Linked DNA regions of Mus musculus: region 1 is linked to region 2. Evidence: chromatin contacts called from ENCODE Hi-C or POLR2A ChIA-PET data. All regions are on one chromosome and are shown on one strand. The core of a region is the stretch at or near the end of the contact, and the rest is flanking DNA. Distances in the headings are between cores, read along the strand shown. Region 1 holds the start of Kat6a (K(lysine) acetyltransferase 6A). Region 2 holds the start of Ikbkb (inhibitor of kappaB kinase beta).

Region 1 (3,258 bases), core at 669-3,168, 150 kb before region 2:
AGACAGTAAGCTCTGCAGAAACCACTAACAGCAATCTGATCAGTTCCTACACGAAAGAAAATAAACCTGCTTCACACACCACAATACGGAGAGTAATGCAAACGAAAACAGCTTAGTGTCAAAGTGTGTAAGGAATTTCATTCAAACTTTCACCAATACCCATACACTGAAGGAAATGACAACTGTCAAACATAATCTACAGATAAACTAGAAATAAGAAAGGCCTAGAATCATTTGGATCAAATGCAGATACATGTAAAATCGTACAATACAGAAAACAAGTAACTGCCTATGATCTGATAAAAATGTAAATTTGAGATTGCTATCTCAGAATGTACATTAGTCAATAAAACAAAAACAAATATACTACTACCTCTGAACTTGTTCCTCCAAAACTAAGTGTAACTTTGAACTTCTCATGTTTTGGAGCACGTGTACAATATAAACACAGCAAAAAAGGGGCGGGGGCACCCCTTCAGCAACTATTCCCAACAGTGTGCAGGCAAACGGGAGACTAATACATGAGGAATGAAATAGTACTAGTAAGAAAAAAAGCATTAGCACCCGGGGCCAAAATGTATTTCAAAATTAGCTAACTAAAAGAAGTACCCCCCTCCCCAGGAGGGGTGCTTCATATTAGTGGAGGTTTTACGAGGACAAACATCAGAATTATTACCCAAGGGATGTTTCTGATATAGACACTAACTTTAAAGTAACCAGGACTAAGACCTAAGAAGGTGGGAACACCCTATGTGGCTGAGTTTTCAGGTGAAAAAGAATGAATGACAGTCACACATTGTCTTTCCGGCCGGAAGTTTCCCCAATCTGCGAGTCTGCACAAACCAACGCTCTGAAGATCTGAACCCTAACTCTCAGAAAGTACACTCGCGAGCTAGAAAGAAAGACCAGCCGGGCTCGCAAAGCCCTTCCCGCTCTCTCTCCCAACCCAAAACACATCTGCGCGCGCCCTCGATTTAAAGCCCAAGGAACTTTAAAAAAAACTTGAAGCGGCAGAGCCCCGCAGTTTGCCAGCGGACCGCTTCGCCGGTCCCATTCTATGGAAACACAGCCCGGAGAGTAAGTTAACAATGAAATCACGTGGAGTTAGGAGCATAGTAAGCTCTAGCCCCAGCTCCTCCGAGCTCTTCGCTCCAAGGGGTCGGCTCAGAAGAGCAGCAAGGGGGACACCGGCTGTGACGGAGCCTGACAGGTAGGGCAGGTCCGGCCCAAAGTCGCGGAGCTCTTGACAGGCAAGCCCGCCGCCACCCGTCCCGGCTAGGGGCTGACAGTCCGACAGACACAACACCACACGTGCTGCCTGCTCCAGACCACTGCACCCACCAGGCTGTCACCCTGCACCGCTCAACCCCGCTCGGATCTCCGCGCACTCCGCACAGCCCGGAGTGCGCGCCCGCCCGGCGCCGGGAGCGGCGGGAGCGGCGGGCGGGCGGGCGGACGGACGGCGGGCGCGCCCCCGAGGGAGAGCGGGCGAGCCCGCACAGCAGCCCCAGGCTCCGCGGCCTGGCTGCTCGGCGCCAGGGAGCCCCGGCTCCCGGAGTGGGCCGCCGGCGGAGCTAGGGCGGCGGCGGCGGCGGGCCCGTCGGCGCGAGCCCGGAGGGCGGGCGCGGGCCGGGCCGCGGAGTCGGACGCGAGGGGGCGGCCGCGGCGCCCAGCCCGAGGCCTGGCGCAGAGCAGCGGGGAGGCGGCGCAGGCCGCGGCGGGGCCTGCAAGCGGCCCGCCGTCCCCGCGAGGCGCCGAAGCAGACTCCGGGGCGGCCTAGCCTCGGGCTCGGCAGCTGGGAGCGACCGGGGGCGGCCCCTCGGCTCCTTACCTGGGGGGAAGACAGCCGGGATCCCGGGGGCCCGGGCCGGACCGCGGAGATGCCCCAAACTGACACGGCCGCCATCTTGGAGACAGTGAGCTCCGACTGGGGGGAGGGGAGGCCAAGCGGCGGAACAGCCGCGGGGGGAGGGGAGCGTCGCGAGGGAACGGCTGCCTGGGGAGGGAGCGGGAACAGCCTGCGCGGGCGGGCGGGAGGGAGGGAGCGGAGGAGCGCGGGAGGGGGGCGGCCGGTAGCTGGAAGAGCCGGCTCGTCGCCGGGAAGGGCCGGAGGGCGGGGCCACGGGGGGCGGGGTGGAGGGAGCCGCTGGGCGGGTCACGTGGGGCGGGTACAAAAGGCCGAAGCCCGGGTGGAAGCGGGAGTTGGCCGGGCTGGAGGCCAACAGCTGGGGGCGTCCCCTCCTCCTTTCTCACGCGCAGCGATCGGGCAGAATGGCGAGGCCACAGGCGGAAGGTGCACCCGGATTATACAGCCCGGGAAACTTGGAGCGGGCGGGCGGGCGGGCGGGCGGGCGGGCGGGCGCTTGGGTGGGGCGGCTTCGGCGCGACGCCGAAACCTCGGAGCTAGGAAGCTCGGAGCTCCCGGCGCGCGGCGTCCGCCCGGGTTCCCAGGCCCTTGTTAGCGCCCGGGGGCGTGCACCCGCGGCTGCCTTGCAGGGTCGGGGACACACACACACACACACACACACAGTGGCTTCGGGAGCTCCGTGGCTGGGCGGGGGAACGCGGGTGGCAGGAGTTCCTTCTTTTGCCTTCGCCTTTCTGCTCACTCTGCACTCCAGCTGCTCATCCCCCCGTGGTTCAAAGAATAGTCTGGCTAGAAAGGGGAGAGGGCACGAAGTTGGACACTCCTTGTCAGCCAACAAGATGCCCACCTAGGGCACTTGACTGACCCCCCTGCCCGCAAGTCACTAAACCTTGGAAACATGTTTATAAGAAACACCACCCACCGAGCTCGGTTTCTAGGACTTGGACAAGGTCACACAGCTATTATGGCACGGTTGCTTGTGGAACCTGGGTCTTTCTCTTCTTTTCCTACCCTGTGCAGTTTGATGGCTGAACCGCAGAGACTCTTGGCTAGGGCAAGCCTCTCCGCTACTGGCTACCTGTTTCTTTGTCTTTGGTCCACTAGAAACTCTTGAGATTGAGTCCCACACACACATACCCCTTCCCTGGAAAGACGTTAAAGCTCAACAGCTTGAGACTTGTATTGCTGCTACCCTTGCACTTGGTTTATGTCCCCTTCCTAGACTGTTAACCCCCCGCCACCTCATTTTATCATAGCTTTACCAAAAAGGAAAAAAACACCTGCTAGTCGCTGCCATAACTTTGATATTACTTTGTTGGTTTTGTGCTTTATTCACTTTACAGTTCAGGTGTAGTCGTAATGCTTTTAGTATATTCCCAGGTTAATGTTCT
Region 2 (3,343 bases), core at 835-3,334:
AAAGGTAACCCAAACCAAGGAGAAATGGCTCTTCTGTGTGGCAACCTGTCACTAACTAAACGCAGTTGTGAATGAGACCTCCTTACAAGAGGGCATGTTTACAGAGGCTGGTTCCGTCTGCAGCACTGTGGAAGGATTGGAATGTTACAGAGGCTAATTACCTCATCTGGAACACCCATTGCTACCCCACCTCTGTGTCAGAGCTGACGTTCTGTGGCTAAGAGATTAAAACGAAAACCCAGCTTTTGAAATCTATTAACTTGGTGGGCTAACACCTTCCAAACACTCAACCCAAAGCTAAGAGTGTCATCCGAGAACATCTGATGATTCACAGACTAGCTTCCCCCATCTTGCTATAATCATCTCTCTGAGGTCTCCATTGATGCATTTCAAACTTACCTTGATTTAGTCCTTAAAACTGTACAACGTCTTAAAACTTCTTCCATGTTGGAACATTATATTCATACATGCTTCAGAATAAACTATGATCTTTTTATTCCTTTGAGGAGGTGAGAGCTGTTTCTTTGGATGATACAGTGTACCCTTGATTCCCACTTCCACTTGTATTTGTGTCAAGTACAGGAATCTTTTACCTCAAAATAGGAAGTGAAATAACTACAAGGTTATTGCAGTTGTCCTGACTGGAATGGAGGCTAAAGAGTCTCCTGAGCTCCTCTTTCTGACTTTTAAACTGCCGACATAACAGACCCCGAGAAACTGTAATCTCCCCCAGGAACATCATCTGAGGCCACGTGGGAACCCGTGTAAGAAAGCTGTGACTGTCCCGTGAGCTGTGGTTGGGGCAGAGTGCAGAATGTTCTTCCACAAGTGGCCTTCTAGAAATAATTGCAAACCCCATAAAAAGTGGATGCTCTCAAAAGGGGCGACATGAAGGGTATGGCTTGGGATGTCCACGTTCTCTCTGTGGGAAGGGTGGGGTCCTGGGAGGAATATTCTTGGCTTTTTCCCACAGGTGCAAGGATGATAAGACATAATACCAAGTGTTTTTTCACTTGCTGTTCTTGTATTTGCTTAAGCTCTCTGTAAACATCATCTCATGTTTTGCTTGCTTTAATAATAAAAGAGTGAGAAGTTCTTTATTTGCTCTATTCTTGAGTTCAAACGCTTAGAGTCCCCAGGTTATCCCACAAAGATCTTTGGCTTTCAATCCAGGGAGACTTTGTTAGCCTTGCTGGTCGCTGTCCGCTGCTGGGTTCGGATCTAAAAAGCCAGTAAATGTCAGAAGCCTGGAGCCACTGTGCCACCTTCAGAGGAGCAGAGATTTCACACCGTCTGACAAACGCCACATCATAGGAGAAACTGGAGCCTAGACAACGATGGTGGACCAGAACATATATTGAGCATGACTACTTAGTTATGTATACCACTTGCCTTCCACTTAAACCCAAACCTCATGGCAGGACCCCAAAATTAGACTTGGATCGGCAGAGGTATGGGTGAGAGAGATTAGATCGCTGTCTTTCCCCAATGTAGTCACATTGAATAAACCTCTTTTTCTCCTTTCCATTGGTAATTGTATCGTGAATTAGGCTATGGGAGGTGAGCGGCTGAACCTGGCTTGTTAGAGGCAGGGGTGGATGCTGGTAGGCGTGTGGGGTGTCCTGGTGGAGAAGACAATACCCAGCCTCTTGACCTAATAACTAGTAATTTCTTTATGCTCCCAGTGCTCAAACTCCATTTTTGATAGACAGTGCTAGTTTTTTGTTTTGTCTCTGTACTCTTCCCTCTCCTCCCTTCCTCTTTGAGGGGGATGGTGGTGTGTTACTTTCTGAGGAGCATCAGGATGGTTGATTATTCTTAATACTGAACCAGGAGCGGTGGGAGGACAGGGAGGCAATTCTTAGGACAGCCTCTAAGTCAGCACTAGTCGGGGCTCGGCAGATTCTCCCCTTATTAACTGCCTAGCCAGTCGGATCAAGCTCAGCCTAAAAAGTGCCAGGGTGAAGAAGAGCTCTCCAAGCCGCCAGGTCCTGCGCCGCCAGGTCCAGCACCTTGGCTGGCTGTGGCTGCGTCTCCGAGAGCCAGTGGCTCGCGCGTCCCCTTTAAGAGCCGTCTAGTACCCGTGACGTCAGGGCAGGAAGTGTTTGAGGAAGTGGCGCTGGGCTGGCTGCGTGGGGACCCCGAGTTTTCATGTCCTCAGCGGGTGTCGCTGGCGGCCCCGCGGCCCCCGGGGCAGGTGAGTCCCACGCGAGGGCGGCTCGCGGCGCGTGGACCGGCTCACCCGGGTGTGCGCTCCGCCTCTCCCCGGGGTCCGTGGCTGCGCCGCGCCCGATGCTGAGCGGACCCACCGGTGGGCCCGGCCGCCGCAACTTTTATTTGTTAACTACACCGGTGTCCTAGCCTCCCCTTGCAGGGCAGCAGCCACTGCTGCTCCCAGTTGCTTCTTGAGCTCCAGTGTTCTTCTTACTCTCAACTTGTCCTCTCTCCCTGCTTGCTTCTAGAGTTAGCAGGGCATCGATATGAGCTGGTCACCGTCCCTCCCAACCCAGACATGTGGAGCCTGGGAAATGAAAGAACGCCTGGGGACCGGGGGATTTGGAAACGTCATCCGGTGGCACAATCAGGTAGGGCTCTGGCACCAGGAAGGTGGGTGAGCTTTCTTGGCGCCTCTTCTGACCTGGCCCGGTGTGAATGGGTGGATCCCTGCCTAACCTTGGCGTTGTCCAATGGGAGCGTAAGAAAAAGGACTGCAAAGGGGATCTGTGAGCTGCTAAACTGACTCTTTTTAAAAAACCTTAATAACCATGCCACTTAGAAGGACACATGAGGGAGTAAGCTGTCATTCCAAGTATTTTGAAATTATATTTCTACTAATATTTAGACTAGCACGTAATACATTACATTGTGATAAATGTTGTAGAATACAGGCAGTGTTAAAAAGATGAGAGCAATAAAAAACATTTTAAATAACTTTATTTAAAATATTTTAGGTAGTTGATAACCCCAAGGTTTTTCTCTTCTCTTTCTTTCTCTCTTTCTTTCTTTCTTTCTTTCTTTCTTTCTTTCTTTCTTTTCCATGTGCCGCCATATAATGCTGAGTGATGTGGACTGATTTCATTTTTGGATCTAATTTTTATTCCTATTATTTTAGTCCTTATGTGTCTGATGTGCGTTGCTCATGTTAAAAGTTTGTGTTCTTCCAAAAAAAATTTGGGGGAGGGGGCTGGCAGTAAGTACGCTGAGATTCTTGGCAGGACTCTCTCTAGCTCGGCTGTTTACTGTGGGAGACTTATTTTATCCGATTTGGGTAATGAGTTCATCACAGTGCCTCAGGAGCACACAGTACTTGTGATGTTTCCGCTAAAGAGTACTTACTAACCTC

Evidence for each region. A loop is a pair of places that touch in the nucleus more often than their neighbours do. ChIA-PET counts read pairs that join two places held with the same protein, here RNA polymerase II (POLR2A).
Region 1: a loop to region 2 is called in a map of regulatory T cell, with 2.6 times the contacts of the local background. The contact joins the promoter of Kat6a here to the promoter of Ikbkb in region 2. A Hi-C loop is called at or near these places in 1 of 37 maps with a recorded cell type or tissue (regulatory T cell). POLR2A ChIA-PET finds 5 or more read pairs at or near these places in 1 of 5 experiments (Patski).

The regions. Positions count from the first base shown.
Region 1 is chr8:22,858,206-22,861,463 of GRCm38, reverse strand. It overlaps Kat6a (K(lysine) acetyltransferase 6A), which reads right to left and starts at 1,918. Exons shown (of 18, transcript NM_001081149.2): 1 at 1,832-1,918. Gm46036 (a long non-coding RNA gene) reads left to right here and starts at 1,025. Exons shown (of 3, transcript XR_001778526.2): 1 at 1,025-1,210.
Region 2 is chr8:22,705,324-22,708,666 of GRCm38, reverse strand. Ikbkb (inhibitor of kappaB kinase beta) reads left to right here and starts at 2,084. Exons shown (of 22, transcript NM_001159774.1): 1 at 2,084-2,197; 2 at 2,463-2,585. The coding sequence starts at 2,481.